3 separate regions of the Homo sapiens genome follow, and all the other regions are linked to region 1. A link is a loop called in an ENCODE intact Hi-C map of the cell type or tissue named here. Cell type or tissue: endothelial cell of umbilical vein. All regions are shown on one strand. Each heading gives the region's core, and the rest is flanking DNA. Links, peaks and the distances in the headings are about the cores only.

Region 1 (7,356 bases), core at 950-5,949:
CTTCTTTGGAGGTAAGGGGACACTCTGGCTTTTTGAATTGCTGAAGTTTTTGTGCTGATTCTTTCTTGTCTGGGAAGGTTGGATGTTACTTTAGCTATGATGTAAGTTGACTGTAGTCATTTCTGTATGTTTTCAGAGGGCTAAGGCTCTTTACAGGGACTTTATTTGTGGCTGAATTCTTGCCCTTGGTTTCAGTGGGTGGTATATTAGCAAAATATTTTTGGAATTGTAGTTTGGGCTGTGATTCAGGAGATAGCACTTAAGAGTAATGGTTGGTAGATAGGCACTTAGGTGTGCAGCTCTTTTGTATTTCCTCACATTTGCAGCAGTGCTCTGCAGTGCAGGGTGTGCTGGGAGAGAGGTGACTCCACTACTAGGACTTTTCCTGGGCCTTAGGGGCGCTCCCTCTGATCACTGACACCATGCCTACATTTCTTTTGTTAGGTGTTCTGAGCCACAGGGATTCATCTAGCAGAGGCCATGGCAGAGACATGGACCATACCTTTTTCAGACTGTCCCTGCAAAGGGAGGTATGTCCTGCTCCTTTGCCAGCCCAAGAAATCACACATCTTACCCTTCTTAGTGCTCTGAGAATGTGGGCTTCTCCCCTACTTGAGTGCTGGCCAGTGATCTTGGTTCAGCACCGCAGAACTATGTGCTGTAGTCCTGGGGAGCCAGGACCGGCTCATGGCTCCATCCTCCGGACCCTTGGGCTTAGGTTCTAGGTGCGCTAGGGTATCTGAAATGCTCCCAGGCCACGAGGAATGCACTCAGGTGGAGCAAAATGCCCAGGCTGGGTAAAGAAAATGTGGCACATATAAAGCATGGAATACTTGCAGTCATAAAAAAGGATGAGTTCATGTCCTTTGCAGGGACATGGATGAAGTTGGAAACCATCATTCTCAGCAAACTAACACAAGAACAGAAAACCAAACACCGCATGTTCTCACTCATAAGTGGGAGCTGAACAATGAAAACACATGGACACAGGGAGGGGAACATCACACACCAGGGCCTGTCAGGGGGTGGGGGGCTAGGGGAGGGATAGCATTAGGAGAAATACCTAATGTAGATGACAGGTTGATGGGTGCAGCAAACCACCCTGGCACGTGTATACCTATGTAACAAACCTGTATGTTCTGCACATGTACTCCAGAACTTGAAGTATAATAATAAAATAAAGAAAATATACTGAAAATATATTTTAAACATAATTAACATTTTGATTTTATTTTTACTTTTCATTTTGAAACTCAACCACTCAGAATTAAATTAATTTTAATTCCTGCTTCATGTCCATTCACTTATTTATCCAGATATAGCCATTTTGATTTATTTGTTCATTACTAATTATTTATTTTTAATAATGGAATAAAGATTCCATTATTTGGGTAGTGACACAAAGCCACTGCACAAAACAAAAGCTAGGACTCTATCAACAGCCCATATCAAGCCTGCTAGTTCCCCTAACATTCCATCCTTCTCTTTCCTCTCACCCAAAAGGCGCATCACTAAGAATCTTATGTTTATTGTTTCTTTTGTCTCATTTTATTGTAACTATTTTTCTAAAGAATACACAAACATATATCTAGTACTGTTCTTTTAATTGTATAAAAATGTCAGACTCTGTATCGTTTTTGGAACTTCTGTCCATTAACATTGTATTGCTAAAATAAATTCATATTGTTACTTGCCACTATATTGTACTAATTTTTACTCCTATATAATATTAAATTAGTGAATATACTACAGTTTATTTTTATACTGTTTTTGGATATTTTGATTGATTCAACGTTTTGTTAATATGAATAGTGTCACTATAAACATTTTTTACATATCTTCTGTTGTACATGTGCAAAAATTTCTCTTAGTTTTATACCTTATCATGGAAGTGCTAGAGTTTGCAAATATTCAATTTTAGTGAAAAAAAGTGTCAAATTTTTCCAAAGTGGTTGCTCTAATCTGTAACATGTAAAAGAGCCAATAGATTCACATTTGGTATTATAAGATTTTTAGGCATTTGGAATCCAGTGGGGGTAAAATGGTTCTATATTATTATCTTAATAAATATTATTAAAAAATAGAAACTTTCCTCCATTTCTAATTTGGTCAGATAAACTGTCTATTTCAAACTAATTACAAAACTATTTACGTCCTACTTTGAGCTAATTTTTTCTAACTCTTGTGTCATTCCATGATATGGTCATGGTCATGGTCAGTACTCTCATATAGTCGTTATGGCCAATGTGTTCTCTGCTATAATCCCACTCCCCTAGACAGAATGTCAGGGAGTGAGATCATGTATTTACTTAAGCTTTCCAGCTATTCATTCTTTCTTACTGTAGACACCTCATCTCATCCCAAACGATTTTTAAAGCTATCTAAGAAATTTCCATTGACTACTTAAGTTTGAAAAAGATTTTATTAAAAATATTGCACTACATGGACACATTTACAAACACAGTCATAAGATTGCAATGGTCTATAGAGAGCTGGCCCAAGTGACTAAGTATTTTTTAAAAACCATTCAATTTGATTTCTGGATTTTCATGTTTCTTTCTTATAAGACACTAAGTTACCTAATTTAAACGCAAAGCCACGTTTAAGGTGATTCTCAGACATCTGAAGGAAGGACTAAGGAATGTTCTTTAAATTGGGAAATAGGGCAGGAGAGAAATCCTAGTGCAAAGCTCCATACTCAGCAAAAGCAAGGTAAGTATGATGATGACTCATAGGCTTACTGTTGTTTGTTAAGATACATGGAATTTCCAGGAGGAAAGAAGAATGAGAGTTATGGTAAAAATAAGATGGAAGCATACAGATGTGATCCTGAAACCTTCCCTCCCACCCCTCATCAACCTGAATGCAGTAAAACAAAGTGAGCTTATATGCATTATCCATGGAATGGCAACTTTCATTCTGATTAAAGATATTTAAAAGCATCAGACATCTCTAAGAGGGCTTAGCTGAAACTCTCTATGTATTTCTGATGGCAACGTATTTGGCCATTATGAACCAAGATAGAATGTACGTTTTCTAAACTGATACTGAATTGTCTAAGTTGCTAACAAGAAATCCTTTCATAACAGTACAGTTTTTAACCTTTACTTCTTTATTCATCTTTAATTCCTTGCCACTTCCCACTGAGTTGAAATGTTTATATTAAAACAAAACACCCACTGGAATTCTAAAGAAATTGGCTCACCCATCTTTCAAATTACAAGATATTTTTTGACAGTATACAATATTCATTATAATGGAATAAACATTTTAATTTCTTAAGGAACTCTAATTTTCCTTAAAGGAGATGTTTACAACTTACTATTATAAATGCTGCCACTCAATCATAGGAGAAAATGATACTAAAATAGTTCAAGGCTAAAATCACACATAGGGCAGTTGTTCTCGAATATTTATAAGGCCACGAACTCATTTATGTATAACCTATAAACTTGAAGAATTTTTGAACCAATACAGTGGCAAGGAAAGCTAACAACCTAACTGTTAAGATCTATGGTCATTATTTTTCATTTAGTCCTAGAAATACATTTCCTTTCTGTAATGAATCAATATGGTCTAACTCAAAGAGAAACACGTGGAAGTGAAAAATAAATTTCTAAAGCAAGTGCTGATGGAAGAAGCAGAATTTCCCATTTAAAATACCCAAACAACTCCAAATTCTTTAGTAGTTAGGACTCCTGAAATCTCTTGACATAATAGAGAAGCAAAGACCCATAGAGAGATATGCGGTTAAATAGTGCTGCCTCTGGTGGCAAAAGCAGTTGCTAAGTTGTTTCACAACATATTTTTCCCCCACAGGCACAGGCCCCCCAAACACTGGAGCCGTCTACGAATTATTCTGACGCTAACTCCACAGCTCCGGACAGAAACACAATAGACGGGCGTGGTCTTATAATCATAAGCCAGTTCCTTTCTCAAGTCCTTCCTGCCTATGTTCGCTTACGTGTTATGGGTTCTGCGGTCCTGATGAAACTCCCTGAACGGAGAAAAACCACACACTTCATCCCAGTGGCGAATTTCTCCTCTTGCTCTAAGCAGGGTGTTTGACCTTCTAGTCGACTGCGTCCCCTGTACCCGGCGCCAGCTGTGTTCCTGACCCCAGAATAACTCAGGGCTGCACCGGGCCTGGCAGCGCTCCGCACACATTTCCTGTCGCGGCCTAAGGGAAACTGTTGGCCGCTGGGCCCGCGGGGGGATTCTTGGCAGTTGGGGGGTCCGTCGGGAGCGAGGGCGGAGGGGAAGGGAGGGGGAACCGGGTTGGGGAAGCCAGCTGTAGAGGGCGGTGACCGCGCTCCAGACACAGCTCTGCGTCCTCGAGCGGGACAGATCCAAGTTGGGAGCAGCTCTGCGTGCGGGGCCTCAGAGAATGAGGCCGGCGTTCGCCCTGTGCCTCCTCTGGCAGGCGCTCTGGCCCGGGCCGGGCGGCGGCGAACACCCCACTGCCGACCGTGCTGGCTGCTCGGCCTCGGGGGCCTGCTACAGCCTGCACCACGCTACCATGAAGCGGCAGGCGGCCGAGGAGGCCTGCATCCTGCGAGGTGGGGCGCTCAGCACCGTGCGTGCGGGCGCCGAGCTGCGCGCTGTGCTCGCGCTCCTGCGGGCAGGCCCAGGGCCCGGAGGGGGCTCCAAAGACCTGCTGTTCTGGGTCGCACTGGAGCGCAGGCGTTCCCACTGCACCCTGGAGAACGAGCCTTTGCGGGGTTTCTCCTGGCTGTCCTCCGACCCCGGCGGTCTCGAAAGCGACACGCTGCAGTGGGTGGAGGAGCCCCAACGCTCCTGCACCGCGCGGAGATGCGCGGTACTCCAGGCCACCGGTGGGGTCGAGCCCGCAGGCTGGAAGGAGATGCGATGCCACCTGCGCGCCAACGGCTACCTGTGCAAGTACCAGTTTGAGGTCTTGTGTCCTGCGCCGCGCCCCGGGGCCGCCTCTAACTTGAGCTATCGCGCGCCCTTCCAGCTGCACAGCGCCGCTCTGGACTTCAGTCCACCTGGGACCGAGGTGAGTGCGCTCTGCCGGGGACAGCTCCCGATCTCAGTTACTTGCATCGCGGACGAAATCGGCGCTCGCTGGGACAAACTCTCGGGCGATGTGTTGTGTCCCTGCCCCGGGAGGTACCTCCGTGCTGGCAAATGCGCAGAGCTCCCTAACTGCCTAGACGACTTGGGAGGCTTTGCCTGCGAATGTGCTACGGGCTTCGAGCTGGGGAAGGACGGCCGCTCTTGTGTGACCAGTGGGGAAGGACAGCCGACCCTTGGGGGGACCGGGGTGCCCACCAGGCGCCCGCCGGCCACTGCAACCAGCCCCGTGCCGCAGAGAACATGGCCAATCAGGGTCGACGAGAAGCTGGGAGAGACACCACTTGTCCCTGAACAAGACAATTCAGTAACATCTATTCCTGAGATTCCTCGATGGGGATCACAGAGCACGATGTCTACCCTTCAAATGTCCCTTCAAGCCGAGTCAAAGGCCACTATCACCCCATCAGGGAGCGTGATTTCCAAGTTTAATTCTACGACTTCCTCTGCCACTCCTCAGGCTTTCGACTCCTCCTCTGCCGTGGTCTTCATATTTGTGAGCACAGCAGTAGTAGTGTTGGTGATCTTGACCATGACAGTACTGGGGCTTGTCAAGCTCTGCTTTCACGAAAGCCCCTCTTCCCAGCCAAGGAAGGAGTCTATGGGCCCGCCGGGCCTGGAGAGTGATCCTGAGCCCGCTGCTTTGGGCTCCAGTTCTGCACATTGCACAAACAATGGGGTGAAAGTCGGGGACTGTGATCTGCGGGACAGAGCAGAGGGTGCCTTGCTGGCGGAGTCCCCTCTTGGCTCTAGTGATGCATAGGGAAACAGGGGACATGGGCACTCCTGTGAACAGTTTTTCACTTTTGATGAAACGGGGAACCAAGAGGAACTTACTTGTGTAACTGACAATTTCTGCAGAAATCCCCCTTCCTCTAAATTCCCTTTACTCCACTGAGGAGCTAAATCAGAACTGCACACTCCTTCCCTGATGATAGAGGAAGTGGAAGTGCCTTTAGGATGGTGATACTGGGGGACCGGGTAGTGCTGGGGAGAGATATTTTCTTATGTTTATTCGGAGAATTTGGAGAAGTGATTGAACTTTTCAAGACATTGGAAACAAATAGAACACAATATAATTTACATTAAAAAATAATTTCTACCAAAATGGAAAGGAAATGTTCTATGTTGTTCAGGCTAGGAGTATATTGGTTCGAAATCCCAGGGAAAAAAATAAAAATAAAAAATTAAAGGATTGTTGATAACCCAGACTCAAATATCATTGCCTTCCTCCAGGAGTAATTAGGAACAGCTGAGGGCATGCTGGGAGTAAGCAGCAAGAGTGCATTCTGCTTTTAGATTGAGGGAGAGGTCCTTAAGTTCCTCGAATGAGACACAGATCTTTAAGAACTAGTAACTTTTTCATTGATTCTTTTATCCTTTCTTTTCAAAGTCACTGCTACTTGTGTGCTTTGCTATAAATCGAAAGTGTAGTGTTGCCAGAATTGCTGGCTCTGGAAGAAAATTACAGTTGACCACCAGTTCAAGTGTTTACTTTATGTCCATGCCCAAGGAAAACACATAATTTGCGTTTTCCCTTTCCAGTGTTTGTGCTTTCCAGCGTAATGACCTCCCCAAGCAAATAGCCCTCTCCTGAACATCAAGATGCTCATCCTCATCTTCAATTATGGTGATGTTAATTCTCAATTAAAATGTTAATGCTAAGTATTGATTTGCAATCTTCTGGTTGCATCAAAGAAAAAGTAAGCTGGTTTTCCTCCAAAGTTGCTAAGTTCTTGTGCATTTTTCAACCCATGGAAAAACTTGAACACCAAGCCATTTTCTTTTTCTCTTGATAAGAATGTGTGCAATAACAATACTTGCTCATTTTGGAGTGATTATAATCTTACAAGTGTTTACATGGGCAAAGGCATGGTAAACAGTTTACCATAAGAAATAATAGTATAAGAAATAAGTGACAAATTTTAAAAAATCTATCATCTTGTTATAACTGGGGGGTATTAGAAAGTAATCTAAATGAAGCACTCCCATGAAAAATAATTAAGACATAATAAAAATCACTGCCTCGTGGAATCAAAGTCCCTAGAAGATATCCCACTTTTATTAGTACGCTGAGACTTTAAAACTAAGAGTGTGGGGGTTGGTGCATGCAGAGAGGCAGAGAAACAAGCTTAGTAACAGGGAGGAATGAAAACAGAAGCTTACACTTTATTTTCACAGAATTATTTTAATGTTTTTGAGTGTACAATGTATACAATGGAAAATAGACTTACAAGTCGTAAGTGACCAATTATAAAA
Region 2 (7,871 bases), core at 1,143-6,142, 740 kb before region 1:
CCCTGGGATTTCTCCTAGAACTTTGGGAAAGAGGACTTCTTTTCCTGGGGTCTCCAGCTGCTAGGATTGTATAAGTGCCTTGCAGGGAGAGCTTGCCTGAGAAGGGGAGTACACAGAAGGAAAGCAGAGCCAAGAGACGGAGAAGGAGGGAGAGATTTCAATGACACTGATTCAACATCTAGGCACAGGTGCCTTAATTCTTTTTATTTCCTGTCACGTGAACTGATGCAGTCCATTTATTAGATTTCTTGCCAATGAAAGATGAGATAATGTGGGCTCGAGTGCTAGGGTGAATGATATAAAGAGAAACATGCAGGAAATCAGAGAAGAGCAAGTCAGAGGGAACTGATGCAACCGGGGAAGTCGCTTTTGAAGAGGTGGACTTAGCTGGGCTCTGAAGGATTTAGGTATAGGCTCTTATGGGGGTGGGCATAAAGGGAAGAGGGAAAGTGTGTGAGAAGAAATCTCTTCCATTATTTAATGCAAACTTAATAAAATATGAGAAAAAGTAGGTTAAAGCAACCTCAAAGCAAAGTGAACTCTTGCAAAAAAAAAAAAAAAAAAAAAAAAAAAACTTAACTGGACTTCTGTTTATCCCAAATCTGTATGCCTTTAAACAGTTCTCTTTCTTAGCAAAGGCAGACTAAATTTCTCTTAGAATAGTGTTTGGAAAGAAAAATGAGCTAAAAAAGGGAGAAAGACAGTAGTTATTAACTAATTATTCCAAACAGGACTTTGGGTAATAACAAAGAGGAAAAAATGCTTTGCATCCATCCGGTTGAACAGGGTGCCTCTTCTGGTTTCAGTCCAGCCAGTCATCACAGACACAAAAATATCAGCTCTGGCCCTCAGCATTTGCAACGAGTATTTGACCTTTCCATTTTAAAGGAAATGGGGAACAAAGGGATTACATAATTAAAAATCTGTTTCTGTCTCTTAAAAGCAATTCAGTGTAGGTCAGGAGCCAACTGTCTCCCTTCCCTTCTAATTGTTTTACGCTGGCTCCTGGTACCCTGTTCTTGTTTCTCCTGTGAATAGCTCATTAGTGTTGGGCAGATGTTCCCATTGGGTGCACCATGTTAATGGAGAAACAAAAGAGGCAGCATTGTGATCCAAGAGAAGTTAATATTGAATCCAAAATAGAATAATGAATAAGAATATGTGCTTCCTACATGCCTGTTAGCAACAAACTCTCAATTGTGGCTTATTTTCTATATGACTTACTTGGTTAACCTCCTGTTAACAAGAATGGAGAAAAAATATTCACCAGTTTGGCTGTTAGGTGCTGATACTGTTCACTTTTACCCTGGTCATCTTTCTTTACTATTTGAAAAGAGGCCAGTAGAAATGTAAAAAAAAATGCTTATGGATATTTGAATATAATTAATGTTAAATCAAGACTAAACCACTAAGCCAGTTACAGAGGTGCAATCCTGGGGAAACATGATAGAATACATAAGTTAGTGAGAAGTACAAAAGATGAATTAAAAATTATGCTGCATTAAAAAGTCAACATTTATTGCAAAAAACAGATTTCATACTTCGTACATTTCCTGCATTTTTATTTTGTTTTTTCAGTTAATAATACATTTTGGAGATGCAAAGTCAGAGGATTTTAAGAGTGTTAGATGTGGACTTCAGAGATTTGTGTATGAATCTTATCACTGTATCTATGGCATAATATTGCCTGCTTTTAAATATGACATAGAACAGTAAACTTGGATGATAGTCTTCAGACACAGCTGCTCGGTCTTCTTTTTGGCAGCCTTTTTTCACTTTTTATACAAGTAAGTCATATTCCTTGTTAAACAATTAGAAAATAGAAATAAGCAAAAGGAAAGAAATCATCCATATTTTTTCACTCTCAAAAATATACATTTACATCTTGATGTTTAATGAGAATCTTCCCTTTCCTCTCTCTCCTTTCTCTGTGTACACACACACAGTGACACACACACACACACACACACACATATATACATACATCTTTTAAAAATAAGATCACATTATATATAGTTCTGTAACTTGCTTTTATCACTTAAGTTTTTACGCCAATGAAGATAGGTCTATATTATAACTTTAAATCATGGCAAACTGTTCCATTGTTATGTGTGTGTTATCAAACCAAACTGGGGTCCGCTCACCCAGCACAGTGAGGCCAAACATCCACATTGAGTTTTGCAGTGGGAGAAGGGAGGGTGATTATTTTTATTTTTCAGCTTTTATTTTAGATTCAAGGAGGAGTATATGTGCAAGTTTGTTACATGGGTAAATTGTGTGTCGCTGAGGTTTGGTATATGAATGATCCCATCACCCAGGTAGTGAGCATAGTATCCAAAAGGTAGTCTTTCAAGTCTTACCCCCTCCCTGCCTCCTCTCTCTAGTAGTCTCCCGTGTCTATTGTTGCCATCTTTATGTCCATGTGTACTCAGTGTCTACCCACTTATAAGTGAGAACATGTGGTATTTGATTTTCAGTTCCTGTGTTAGTTCACTTAGGATAATGATCTCTAGCTGCATCCATGTTGCTGCAAAGGACATGATTTTGTGCCTTTTTATGGCTGTGTAGTATTCCATGGTGTATATATGTGACATTTTCTTTATCCAGTCCACTCTTGATGGGCATCTAGGCTGATTCCATATTTTTACTGTTGTGAATAATGCTGTGATGAACATACAAGTGCATGTGTTTTTTTGGTAGAACAACTTATTTTCCTTTCAGTATATATATCCAGTAATGGGATTGCTGGGTCAAATGGTAGTTCTGTTTTTAGTTCTTTGAGAAAGGAGGGCATTTATTTGCAGGACACCAAGGAAAGGGAATCCAGCAGCTCACATTTAAGTCCCAACTTCCCTGATGGCTTGCAAGGAGGGTTTTTAAAGGCAAGGATAAATTTCAGGAAAGCAGAAATTACAGGCAAAATCATAAATCAATACATGGTGATTACACATTGGTTTTGGCCTAAAAGGGCAGGATATCTTGACGTGGGGGCTTACAGGCCATAGGTAGATTCAGAGGTTTTCTGATTTGCAATTGGCTAAGGAAGAGAAGCTTTGTTTAAAAATTTGGGGTCAGCAGAAAAGAGTATTAGCTCTGGCTTGTGGGTGTGACTTCCTCCAGGCCACTTACAAAGAAATTTAGAACAAAGAACGACGGTCAGACTTCAGTCCTCTGTTCCACCTTATCTGAGGTCTGTGTGCCAGTGCATCTGTTTGGTGGTGGTCCAGGTTTCTGAAAAACAACTCAGGGACATATGTTAGATGTTATCTTCAGTTCCTTTAGAGGACCAAACAACCTATGATTCAAACTTCCTTGCATATTGTTTTAAGCTACTATTATCTTCTTCCTGATCAAGTTACTTATTTACTTTTTAGGACTTCCTTGGCGCTTGGAATTTCCTTTGAAGGAACTCAAGACTTTCCTTTATTTCTATGCTTGGGGGGCCTTCAGGCCCCTAAGAGGGGCCCCTGCTGCATCTCATATGGACAGTCCGTAATCTATTTATTTAACCAACCCACTGTGGTTGAACACTTCAGCAGCTTCAAGTATTTACAAGTATAAACAGCTCACACTCTGCAACATGAGTGCTTAATAATGTCTTATTGACACCAGAATTTCAGGTACTTCTCCAAAAGGCATTTATTTCCCCTTGATTCCCTCCCTCCCTCCCTCCCTCCCTTCTTTCCTTCCTTCCTTCCCTCCCTCCCTCCCTTCTTCCTCTCCACCTCATTTTTTTTAGCAACACTTCCATCAGTTATGTATTTCATTCTGTCCTGATCAGGTAATGGGACTGAATCAGAGGGGGCAGCTGGCAAGGAGGCTAAGAGGAGGGTTTACCAGCTGGTGGTAAAGAAGAACCAAGGTTTCTGCTTACCAGTAAACTCTCCATGGCCGTTAATGCAGAATGTAGCCCTGCCTTTACACGTAGCTCGCAAGCTGATATATGTCATCCTTCTCTGATGAGTCTTCTTTTCTCTTTCAGAGTTTATCTTAATATAGTATTTTAATAAGAGTTCACTGGTATAAAAATGCAGCCATGTGGACTAAATATTGAGCCTTCCAAGGTGATTATTTAGAAAGATAAGACTTATTTGCATGCAGAAGTTCTAATACGTTTGTTTAAAACAAGAAGTCTCACTATTGTTTTAATATTAGGGAAGAGTCCCTAGGCTGCAAGAGGTGGGAGATAGAGTAGGATGCTGGAAATTAAAAAAATAAGGGCCACTTACCTGAGCCTGTTGGAGATGAAAAATACATTTGAATAGGGTAAGAGCAGCCACAATTATATTATATCTTAATGCGCATCTCATATTCCAGGCAAGTCTTGCAGGATAGCAAAAACAATTAGCATTTCATAATGTAGTAATTCTGTATTCTAGCAAAACAGCCCCTTATGTGAAAGCCAAATTAATTGACAGAATGATGGCACTGAACTCACAGGCATCATCTTTGGTTCAGTGAGTGCATGTTTTCTACATTTTTAAGTGGGAGAAACAGAAGATTTTGGAGATTGGGCTTCCCTCCTGTATTAGGGACTAATCTAGGACCTTTATTAAGCTCCTCTCAAATTATCCACTTTGAACGTACTGTCTCTTTCCTGAGGGACTCTACCTGATGCTGCTCTTTATGGAATTTTGGTTCTGGAGTTTTAGGATAGGCCTGGAAACTGTATATTAACAAGCAGCTCAAGTAAGTCTTAAAATCTGGAAGATTTGGGAAGTCTGCTGGAGGGGATAGGAGTATAGACTTTGAGTCAAACGGACCTAGATTCTGGGACTGGCTTTCAGTTTCCAGCTGGGTAAGCTTGGGTGTGTTACTTAACTTTCTTGAGGTTAAGAGTCCTCAGAAAGGACTCATCTGTAAAATGTCTACTACCTATTTAACCTAGTATTGTGCACTGTCCTCTTTGCTTTCTGAACCGGCCACCTGCCCTTTTATCCCTGCTCCTCAAGAATAGCAAGACCTTTTCTTCCCCAGGGCCTTTGCACATGCTATTCTGTCGGCACATCTCTCTCCTCTGGCTTCCTCCAACTCATTCTTCAGGCTTTAGCTCCACCATCACTTAGATGGCCTTTCTTGATTTTTATAATCTGAATTATGTCCCCCATCCCATCTGAAGTATTCTCTTACATAATTTATTTTCCTTCTTTGCCTTACCTTTTACCTTCTCTTGCAAAATGATTTCTTTCCTAGACTAGTCTGTTAGCTCCATGAGGGCAGAGGGCTTCCTTTGTTTAGCACCATTGTTAGAGCCAAGGGGTGACTTGGGGAGGGAGCTTTATGCTTCCTGTTACCAAAAAACTTTAAGTCTTAAAAACAAACAAGCAAACAAACATACAAAACCCAGTGCTCTTTTTGTGCAAATGTGGCTTCAAGAAAAATCCTCTGGGCTCCAGTTATTTCTCTTTTGCCTTCTTTTATAGAGACAAAGTTTCCTTTAGTTAACCAGGCTTGCCTCAAACTACTTACTGGCTTCAAGGGATCCTCCCACCTTGGCCTCCCAAAGTGCTGGGATTATGGTGTGAGTCATTGCACCCAACCACCTTCTTAATCCCATTCTGGAGCCTTTCTTGTTCCTCCTACACACCCTAACAAGCTTGTCCAACTCACCATATTTTGTTGTTGTTGTCCTGTTTTGCTTTGTTTTAGGCTTTTAGCAGCCTTGAAGCCATGGTTTTTAGTTTCTGTCTGTAGTGATAAGCAGAAAAGAGGGAAGAGGAAAGGGCTTTACCAGCCCAAACAGAAACAGAAACCGAAGCTAAGAAGCCGTGACTGTATTCTTTCCCTTGGACATCCCTCTGAGAGCACAGGGACTGACCTAGAATTCTTAAAAATATTTGTATGCAGATGACACCTGCATTTATAGTTCTAAACCTACCTCTTTCCTGAGCTCCAGCTCTGAGCTTCCAGTTGTTTCCTAATTAACTCATTGATATCTGGTAATGGCTATTCCTCTAATTATTTCAGTGGGCTTTTGTATTGCTGTCATTAAAAAAAATTGTACCTTGTGTTGTTTTGAATTTAATCAAACTAATTCAATCTTTTAAAAAAGGATTATAATTCCAAATAAATAACAAACTGCCAATTGAATATTTCCATTTAAGATCTTCAGTGTCATCTCAAACTCAACATGGTTAAAACCAAATTTATCATCGTCCCTCCAAACTGACTCCCCTTCTGATTTCCATGAGATCCCATTTGTCAGTGGCTTTACTCTTCTTTCAGGCAAGTGAGTGGGAGCCTTGGAGTCATCTTTACTTTCCTCCTCTTCTATATTCTTTCTTATCATTAATCACTATGACTCAATTATCATCATATCTCTCGCCATCATCATCCCTTTCCACTGTCTTTCTTAATCACATCCTGACAGTTTCTGTAGATTCTGTCTCTCTTTCCTTCCAAGCTCCCTGTAGTCTCCTTCCAGCATTAAGTAGTGCATCTGGAGTTCCCTTTGATGACTTCATTTTCTACAGAGTTCCAGCTCCCTGACCTGGTTGTCCAGGCCTTTCTCAGGCTATCCCCCAACACACCATCCAATCTCGTCACTACGACTTTCTCACATGCACTCCTTTCCTTCCTTCCTTCCTTCCTTCCTTCCTTCCTTCCTTCCTTCCTTCCTTCCTCCCTCTCTCTCTTTCTGTCTCTTTCTTTCTTCTTTCTTTCTTTTTCTTTCTCCCTTATTTCTTTCTTTTCTTTTCTTCCTTTCCTTTCCTTTCTCTCTCCCTCCCTCCCTTTCTTTTATTTTCTTTTCTTTCCCTTTCTTTCTTTCTTTCTTTCTTTCTTTCTTTCTTTCTTTCTTTCTTTCTTTCTTTCTTTCTTTCTTTTCTTTCTTTCTTTCTTTTCTTTCTTTCTTTTCTTTCTCTCTCTCTCTCTCTATTGCCTAGGCTGGAGTGCAGTGGCATGATCATGGCTCACTGCAGCCTCACTCTCCCAGACTTCAGCGATCATCTCACCTCGTTCTCCTGAGTAGCTGGGACTACAGGCGTGTGCCACCATGCCTGGTTAATTTTGTTTATTTTTTATAGAGACAGGGGCCTCACTGTGTTGCCCAGGCTATCTCGAACTACTAGGCTCAAGCTATCTTCCTGCCTGGGCTCCCCAAAGTGCTGGGATTACAGGTGTAAGCCACTGTGCCCAGCCCCATGCATCTTTTCTCAGTCAGATTTATGTATTCACTGTTTCAAGAGGCTGCGTTTACTTTCAGGGAAAATAACTCACTGAATCCTTTAATACCTTCTCTTCCCTCAAGGGTACCTGGAGGGACCCCTTTTGTGAATGGCCCTGTCTTAGGCCTAATGAAGATTTACAGAATGAGGTAGACATGTTCCCTGACCTTGAGGAACTGCTAGAAAAATGAGAAGAAATGGACAGAGTTGATCTCTTTGCTTTAGCTGTCTTCATGATCAATATCTGTCTCTGTTGAATTGATTTTATGGAGCCTGAAACTGGTGGTTAAGAGACGAGATAGAGTACTGCAACTGTGTTACGTATTCCCATTTATATTTTCCATGCTGGCCAGGCCAAGGACAATAGATTCTGTGTGGTACCATCGCTGGGGTTAAATATATGCACAAGCCATTCTTGAAATGGATTATTATTCTTCACAATTTTTTTTTAAATATGAAGTAAACACTATGGCTTCATTATGATTTGAGAAAAAACAAGTCAGGAACTAATACAGCCCAGGGACAATGTTTATAAGCTCTAGGTAAGGTTTCTTAAATTTTCATAATGTCATTTATTTTTGTCACGTTTCATAGTAATTAACAACAAAAACATTAAAACTAGCAACAAAAAGCCTTTTGTGTATTTATCTTCGGGAACTGGTGATGAGTAGGTCTTCATCTGAAGCAGAGTTTTTCATTGTTCTC
Region 3 (7,871 bases), core at 1,143-6,142, 150 kb before region 1:
TTTAGTCATCACCATCATGGTTCCTCTTATAGCCTGTCTAGCTCTTTCATCTTTAATCCTTACATTCTTCCTTCTTCCTCTAAATGATTTCTTTCCTGCCTTTTTTTCTCCTTTGTCACTTATTTCACAAATAATAGCTCCATAACAAAGTGCTGTCATTGTGTGGACATGGAGAAGAGGAGCTCCTCTTCTGTGTTCTGTGCAATGAGCACAAAGCATTGGGTGTGAATCTTCCTGGCTAGATTTTCTCTTTGTAAACATTTGAGACACTTTGGGGCCATTGCTTCCAGAACCAAGCAGTCCTGGATGCTTGTGTGTTGCCTAGGGTTGGTGTCTGGACCTCTGCTACTGGGAGTAGAGGTTGCAGTGAGGCTGGGGCTTGCAGCATTTGGTGAGGGACTAGGCAGGAGGCATACTGAAATCAGGCATTGAGGTTTCCATGGCTCAGACAGAGACTCAGAGACTGACAATACGCTGAAATTAAGAATGCGAACAGGCCGGGTGCGGTGGCTCATGCCTGTAATCCCAGCATTTTGGGAGGCTGAGACGGGCAGATCACTTGAGGTCAGGAGTTCGAGACCAGCCTGGACAACGTGGTGAAACCCTGTCTCTACTAAAAATATAAAAAAATAGCCGAGTGCGGTGGCACACGCCTGTAGTCCCAGCTACTCGGGAGACTGAGGCATGAGAATCTCTTGAACCCAGGTGGTGGAGGTTGTGGCAAGCCGAAATTGTGCTACTGCACTCCAGCCTGGGCAACAGAGAGAGATTCTGTCTCAAAAAAAAAAAAAGAATGTGAACAGAAGACATGAGAATTAGGCCAGAGTAAATAGGAAAGAGACCATTCTTGATCTGTGGGCTTCCTTGGGCCCCAGCAGGCAGTGGAATTAAGGCAAGTGTCCTATAGCTTAGGAGCCTGCCCTAGCCACTATCAAGAAAGGGTGCCAATTTGCCCATTACTCAACACCTACAATGAATCTTGCTTCCGATGGGCCTCAGGGTCATGGGATTGGCCTTCTGTAGGGATTGGTACCTGGCAGATAATCTGCCTGTAGCAGGACTGACACTCTTGCCTGTGACATCTTCTGAATATAATAAGATCCTGGGCCATAAGTCACCCACAATAAGATTTCGAATTGTCAGCAGAGTGAAGTTCAGTGTTTGCCTGAGATCTGGTCCTGAAATGTAGTCTATCTGAAAGGTAGTCATAGCTCCCTCAAGAGGGTTGGGAGAGATTCATAAATTTTCATTCTGTTGTTCCCTGACGTTATTCCACACATGTAAATTTTTAAAGCATACTCTGTTAATAGAACAGGAAGGAGATAAAAGTGAAACTCAGAAAAGTGGATGGCAAGAATTCTGCGAAAATTTAATTATTGCCATCCACAAAAGTAATAGGTAATTCTTGAATTTTAAAAATTAAATGGTTACTTGATTTCACATATATGTCTGTGTTAGGAGATGAGACAGACCAGGAATCTGAAAAAAATAATTCTAATCTGCATGTGCATATGCATGTGTCTTTGTGTAATAATTTATAATGTGCAGACACCAAGTCTCATAGAATTCTATCTCTATGCAATAGGAGGAAGAAACTGAGACCATTTTTATTTTAACATTCATTCTTCATTATTTCCCTAGGGCATTTTTTATTTCAGATGGTTCATTCTTTTCAAAGCCCATAAGTCTCCTTAGAAAAAATGTTCACCTTGGGAAAGTAGAGACTCCACACTGAATCTTGTGCGGCTCTTTTCCTGGCCATGGAATATTTAAAATGAGCGCAGAGGAGGGATGAGTGTTTTGCATTTTATTGCCTTATGCTCTGCATTTCAAGGATAATCCAAATATCTAAAATGTGTTTGCAGTAAAGCACCCCTTCCTGCTTGCAGTGTCCTTGAATACCACTGAATGTGTCATCACTCTTCTAATATCAGTAGCTGAGAATAAATCTAACCACCATGAGGCTGTAAAACATAAGTGTTCCCCATAGTAATACTAAGATAAATGCAGAGTCATATCAGTAATACTGCCCTGGAGGTAGAACTTTCTGCTGGAGCTTATCATGTGTTTAATGAAAGATGCAATCAGACAAATTAAACGCCATATATTTTATTCATATTCATGCAACTGTTCTTTTAATCATGCCCTTCCATGAAAGGCCAAGTTGAACCACTTCTGTTTCTAGTCTACTCCACTCACCCTGCCCAACCCTCCTCTTATAAACAAGAACACAGGCAGCCCCCTGGGAAAGGGCTAAGACAAATGGAGCACAGCTGCTGCTCTGGAGAAGGGGGAAATTGACTGTTGTTGTATCAGATCACCACTAGTCTTATTTTTCTCAGTCAGCCATAAGCATCCTGTGTCTCTTTAATCTAGAGGCAGCTCAGAGGCCTGGGGAGGGAGAATGCAGGGCAGACAGGGCTTGGCACACAGACAGGCTGGCCCTATTGTCAGCAAAAGGGAGGTCTAAATTTCCAAAAAGATCTTTAGCAGAAAACAAATAGAACACAAGCATCAGTAGATTTACTTACAGAGTACAGCTCATTAAGTCTCCTCTACCCAGCTAATTATAGTCTAGCTTTGCCCCTTCCCTCACTTCATTCAGATTGGGAAGGTATGGGAAATAAACTGAATTCATTTGGCACCTCATTACTGAGTATGGTTCTCTCTGGGTATAGGTGTTTTGTTCTAAGTGTGTTTCTCTTGACGACAGTGTGTAGTTAGAATTGGCTTTGTGGCTCAATAGGAGTCTGTTTCTTTTCATAGGAAAATTCAGACCTTTATTGACATGACAGAAATGTTTGCTTTTAGTTCCATCACCATATTTTATGTTATGACTTCTGTTTTTGTTATGTCAAAAATATTTTAGTGTGTATTTTTTCCTAATGATTAACTTTGTCCAATAAACTGAATCCTCTCTTTTTTAAAGTACGTATACTGACTCCCTATTATGAGCTAGAGGTGAATTTAAGACATGTCCATTTTAACCCTCCTCACTCCTTCGCCTCTACTACCTAAATTTAAGTTAATTATGCTTTTTTAGTGTTTATCTTTACATTTCACAGCTTTATTTCTTGCTTTTCCATTTTAAATGTCTTTGGATCCCTTGGCTACGAGAGATCAGCCTGTTTACAAAATCTGCCCTTACCGCTCCCTTCTTTGCCAAAAATTATGATTATAATCATTTCTATATGGTGGGGGATGAAGACATTTACATTCTGGTCTACAATAAAAAATTACTATTTTTATTTCAAATCCTAAAGTTAAATGGATTTAATGATCACACCCATGCCTTTTACCTTGGAAAGCTAAAGCTTGTTCTCTTCCACTTTTTAAGGAACTGAGGAAATGTATATTCATTGCATGTTTTTAAAAGTTTGTCTTCGGATTTTATACATGATCTGTATTTTGTGGCTGGGTACGTAAATCTCAGTTTACACTCATTCTTTGAAAACTTTATAGTCATTGCTTTGCTATTTTGGGAACTGTTAGCAAATTCTTTTAAGTATCAGGATACACTTATCCAGCAATTGACCCAGAAATTCCACCCCTAGATATTTGGCCAGGAAAAATACCAACATATTCCCATAGAAATATTTGAATATGAGTGTTCATAAAAGCTATATTCACAACAGCCAAAGGCTGGTGATAATTCAAATTCATATCAGAAGGAAAATGGATGAATAGGTCATGGTGTATTTATACAATAGAATATTACTGAGCAATTAAAAGAAACCACTGACACACATGTCAACATGAATGAATTTTGTAGACAGCATATGGAGCAAGAGAAGGCAGATATAACAGTGGTCAAACATAGGTTTTGATATTTTCCTGCAGGAAGAATACTGCACTAAGCCCTAGTGTGTAACCAGCTAGAAATGTAACTTGTGAAACTCAAGCCTTTCTAGGCTTTGACTTTGCATCTAAAAAAGGAGAAGTTTAGATGAAATTATTTCCAGCTTTCTTAGGGTTCTAAAATCCAGAGACATTAGTCATTTATAGTCTGCAGTAACACAGCTAAGAACTTTGAAATTCACATAAAAGAACATTAATCAAGCGTTCCATCCCTTAAAGTGTATGAGTTGTAATCTCTAATAACCTTCCAGTTTTAACACAATGGTTTCTAAAACATTGTGAGGAATTGCTACATACCCTAAAAATGAAGAATGCAGGCCTGAGTGAATAAGATCAAGTTATATCAGATTTACTAATCTATTTCATTACTCATTGCTTATATATCATTTCCTCTTCTCTACTAATGGTCAAGTTTTTCTTATTAATTCATCAAGTATGTATTGAATGTCTATCTTAGAACTGTATGCAGGTCCATAAATTTGTTTTATTATTGGTTAGGGAATTGACTATTATGTTTGGGTGTTTTTCTTTCCTTAATACAATAAAACAAATTGAAAGGTTTCATTCTCTCTTTAAAAATTAACTTAAAGTAACTTCTGATTAATATGTTTTCTCCACTTGCTGAGGTTTTCTTTTCTCCAGTGAGGTCTCTGTTCATAAACAAAATTGGGACTCACGAAAGATGTAGCTCTTCAAGGAAAGAAAAGAGAGTAGCAACTATCCCTAACAATTTTAATTATTTCTAGGCCTTAAAAAAGTACTATTTAAAGCTCTAATTTAGGTATAATTTACGGCTACTTAGAAAAGTACATTTGTTTGATTCCAATAGTATTCCAGTGTAGTCTAGTTGGTCTAAAAAATCCTAGATTTTAGTGCTGCTGCCATTCTCTAAAAAACTTAGATATATAGTTGAATTTTGTTTTTTTTTTTTCACTGCTAGTTAGACAACAGCAATCCCAACATTCTATGTTTGTCAGACTCTAGAAACTAAACCTCACATAAGGCAAGAAATAGAAATCACCATCCCAAATCTCAAGCTAGTCCAACAGAGAAGTTTATAAATGATTTTAACTCTGATCATGAGGGCATTGTTTATTAACCTGTCTAGGACCTGTTTAAGGGTTATAGGAGGGTCCTCTTTATTCCCAGTGAAGGCAATTGTGAGGTAAAATGAGAGTATCAGAGTTCTCCATTCCTGGAGTGGACTAATTTTTCAGAGCTGATCTCTAAATCCTTTACAAAATATTCAAAAGCCTTTTGGTGGGAGCCTTTTTGTCTAACAAAAGTACACGCTGTGACATTTGGGCATCTGCTCTGCAGCTTTGGCTACAGCTAGGGGTGACTTACTATACTCATGTGAAATTTCATCCGCACCTGCTGGATGTCCTGTAACAGGTGGCTGTTTCCTATGGATGGAGACCTTATCTTATACTCGGCATTTCCTATAGATCCTACCCAGTGGCTTGTATACCACAGGTAGCCATTAATTACTTGGTTAACCGACATTTCCTGCTAACTACTGTGTTTCCTGTAAACATAAACTTTAATTAACCCCTTTCTTAAAGATTTTTCTCAAAATAAAGAAAATATTATAAGTACCTTTCTGGGAAATATTTAAGTAAGAATATAGAATTTCATGTCTGAAATAATTAGTGTTAAGCCCTACTTGGATTGAAGACAATAACAGTAAAATAATTGCATGTTTGTTTCCAATCCTTCATTCCTTCCCATATTCTTGCCCTTTGCCCCATGACTTGGAGATTCCTTCAATGAGGGGTGGGGGATATATCCCCATCCCACTGAAGTCGTGGGAACAGTGTTTTATGACAATAACCGACTTATTCAGGCAAGGACACAGAAAATAAGACTGTCTTCCTGAAGATGATAACAGAAATCCTTCTCAGGTATAGTTCACAGATCAAGCAGATGAAGAGATTTTTAGTAGGTGATAAAGGCATTTTCACACTGCCATCGTGTTAAGTATTCATTTTCATTAAAGAGCAAGTGGTTACTTGACACCTTCTGAGATCTCCTAGTTGTTTAGTACATTTGAAAACATTGAAAAAGCATCTGTGCTCGTGTTTAAGATATATGCATTCTATTGTATCTCCCAATGAAGATAAAAAGCCACATGGTCCACCTTTGTAGACTACAAAAGCATGTCCCAGGCTCAGAGAAATCCTCATGAGTCATCTGACCATTCCAGTTGCAGGGCAGACACAATCTTCAAAGAAGACACATGTAAGTGCAACAAATAATACCTGAAAGGACTTTCCTATCATTTGGACACTCTAGGATAATATGTGTATGAGAGAGAGAAAGGAAGGGTATAGATAGGCTGACTTTTAACAAGAGGATGTACACAATATTTAGCACAGTTTAAGGAACAGTCCTGGAGAATGCTGGTGGCAGAGGCAAAAAGGAATATAGAACAAATTGAAAAGCAACCATTGACAATCAATAATATGTAGACAAAAAAGAAAGAAAAGTATCTGACTTCCAGGCCAGGGTAGAGACAGCCCATGAGCTTTCATTCTCTCAAGACCGAAGGCAAAACAACTTATCTGTGCAGAAGGAAAACATAAAAAAGGTCAAAATGTGCTCTATGGTCATTTAGAGAATAAGTGAAAAAAGAACAGGATGGAGCATTACAGAGACAAAGACTTAGAGAACCACAAAGAAGGTACATTGATGGGGAGGGAGGGAAAGACAGGATGTAAGTTGTGTTCTCCGTTTAGCAACAAGGACAGACAGTAGTGTTTATAAAGCAGTGTTTACAAAGGCAGGGAAGACCATACAGTTCTGCAGGCCAGGAAAAAAGAGCAAAGGGCTTAGTGGACTGAGGTGAGGAGTGATGGAAGAAAGCAGCAAGATGCAAATAGCTATTCAAAGCTAGTAAGAATGCAGAATAAATATGAATGAAAAAGGCAAAAAGCAAAAACACAACACAGAACTTTGTTATTAATAGAAACAATAAAATATTAACAATTGTGGCAAGTTTGATCTTTTTTCCCCTAGAAATAAGTTAAGTTATTAGATCTTTAGGGAACATATATGATACTCTCTCCAAGTGATAATTGACTTTGGTTTTTTTTCACATTATCTTTTAAAATGCAATAATTGTCACAAGCAAAAGAATTTGTGTGTCTACACATGCATATCACTGATATGTGAATTATGAAGTACACTAATAAAATGAATATCCAAAGGTACACCACCCAGACCTAAGTACCAGAATGTGACAAGAATTATGTATCTACCAGTGTGCTGTACTCTTTTCCCTTCTCTCTGACTCCCTCTCACACATAGCCTTTGTCTTAGATTTTCACATTACTTTTCTGTGCAACATGTTCCCAATGAGATTTTTACCAAGTTCTAGGATTTCTCTATCAAGTTGAGTTGGTTACATTCTAAAACTTGCTTTTCTTGTTAAACTTATCAGAGAAGAATAAAATCCAAGAGTTAATTCAATATTTTCACATTTCTTAACCAGCCCCTTTCCCGTGGTCTAACTCCCCTCCCTGCTCTGTCCCCTGGAATGTCAGCATGGTTATTGGCTTGGCTCCTCTACTGACCTTAACACAAACTGAGTCCACTTTCCAGGTGGTCTATTTGCTAATGTGGGAACGCTGCAGGTAAGATTTCATCCCTGTATTACCCAGGGAGTTAAGATATTTCATAATCAAAGCAAGATCGAGGCTGTTAAATGGGGTATATAATTTAAAAAAGAATGTTTTGTTACTTCCTGCAACACATTTACAATCATGCGTATAAGTACAAACAAATCCATAGCTTCTTTGGTTTGTGCCTGCTGCATCCACATGTACTTTGTAAGATTTACAGATACTTGCATTTAAAGCCATCACTATTTCTAATTTCTTGGACTTAAGTTGTTTTTAAATATTAAATGACTAGCAAAACAGTCCCAGTATAGAGCTAGGAAAGAACTTCCTTAAAAACTTATGTAAAGAAAAAAAGAAAATTTGAAAAGAAAGAGAGAGAAAGTGAGCGCA

The links. Peaks named below come from ENCODE experiments on the same cell type or tissue, not always from the same donor. Only the 100,000 strongest peaks of a DNase experiment are listed, where the experiment ranks them.
Region 2: a loop joins it to region 1, with 11 times the contacts of the local background. A loop is called at or near these places in 3 of 110 quality-filtered maps.
Region 3: it touches region 1 in a loop (14-fold over the local background); 2 of 110 quality-filtered maps call a loop at or near these places.

The regions. Positions count from the first base shown.
Region 1 is chr14:38,253,054-38,260,409 of GRCh38, reverse strand. It overlaps CLEC14A (C-type lectin domain containing 14A), which reads left to right and starts at 4,317. Exons shown (of 1, transcript NM_175060.3): 1 at 4,317-6,410. The coding sequence starts at 4,388. The coding sequence ends at 5,860. It overlaps LOC112268136 (a long non-coding RNA gene), which reads right to left and starts at 4,365. Exons shown (of 5, transcript NR_169588.1): 1 at 3,965-4,365. RefSeq lists an enhancer at 4,508-5,135. In endothelial cell of umbilical vein, for the core only: a CTCF peak has its summit at 3,771 (motif pointing left); DNase peaks (open chromatin) are centred at 2,739, 3,989, 5,029 and 5,649; H3K4me3 peaks cover 2,525 bases; H3K27ac peaks cover 3,884 bases.
Region 2 is chr14:38,988,004-38,995,874 of GRCh38, reverse strand. No RefSeq gene overlaps it. Among named protein-coding and RNA genes, the nearest start is that of LINC00639, 75 kb to the right of the region's middle. In endothelial cell of umbilical vein, for the core only: no CTCF peak of the experiment used is centred there; a DNase peak (open chromatin) is centred at 3,274; H3K27ac peaks cover 2,047 bases.
Region 3 is chr14:38,400,478-38,408,348 of GRCh38, reverse strand. No RefSeq gene overlaps it. Among named protein-coding and RNA genes, the nearest start is that of CLEC14A, 150 kb to the right of the region's middle. In endothelial cell of umbilical vein, for the core only: no CTCF peak of the experiment used is centred there; DNase peaks (open chromatin) are centred at 2,348 and 4,108; H3K27ac peaks cover 3,745 bases.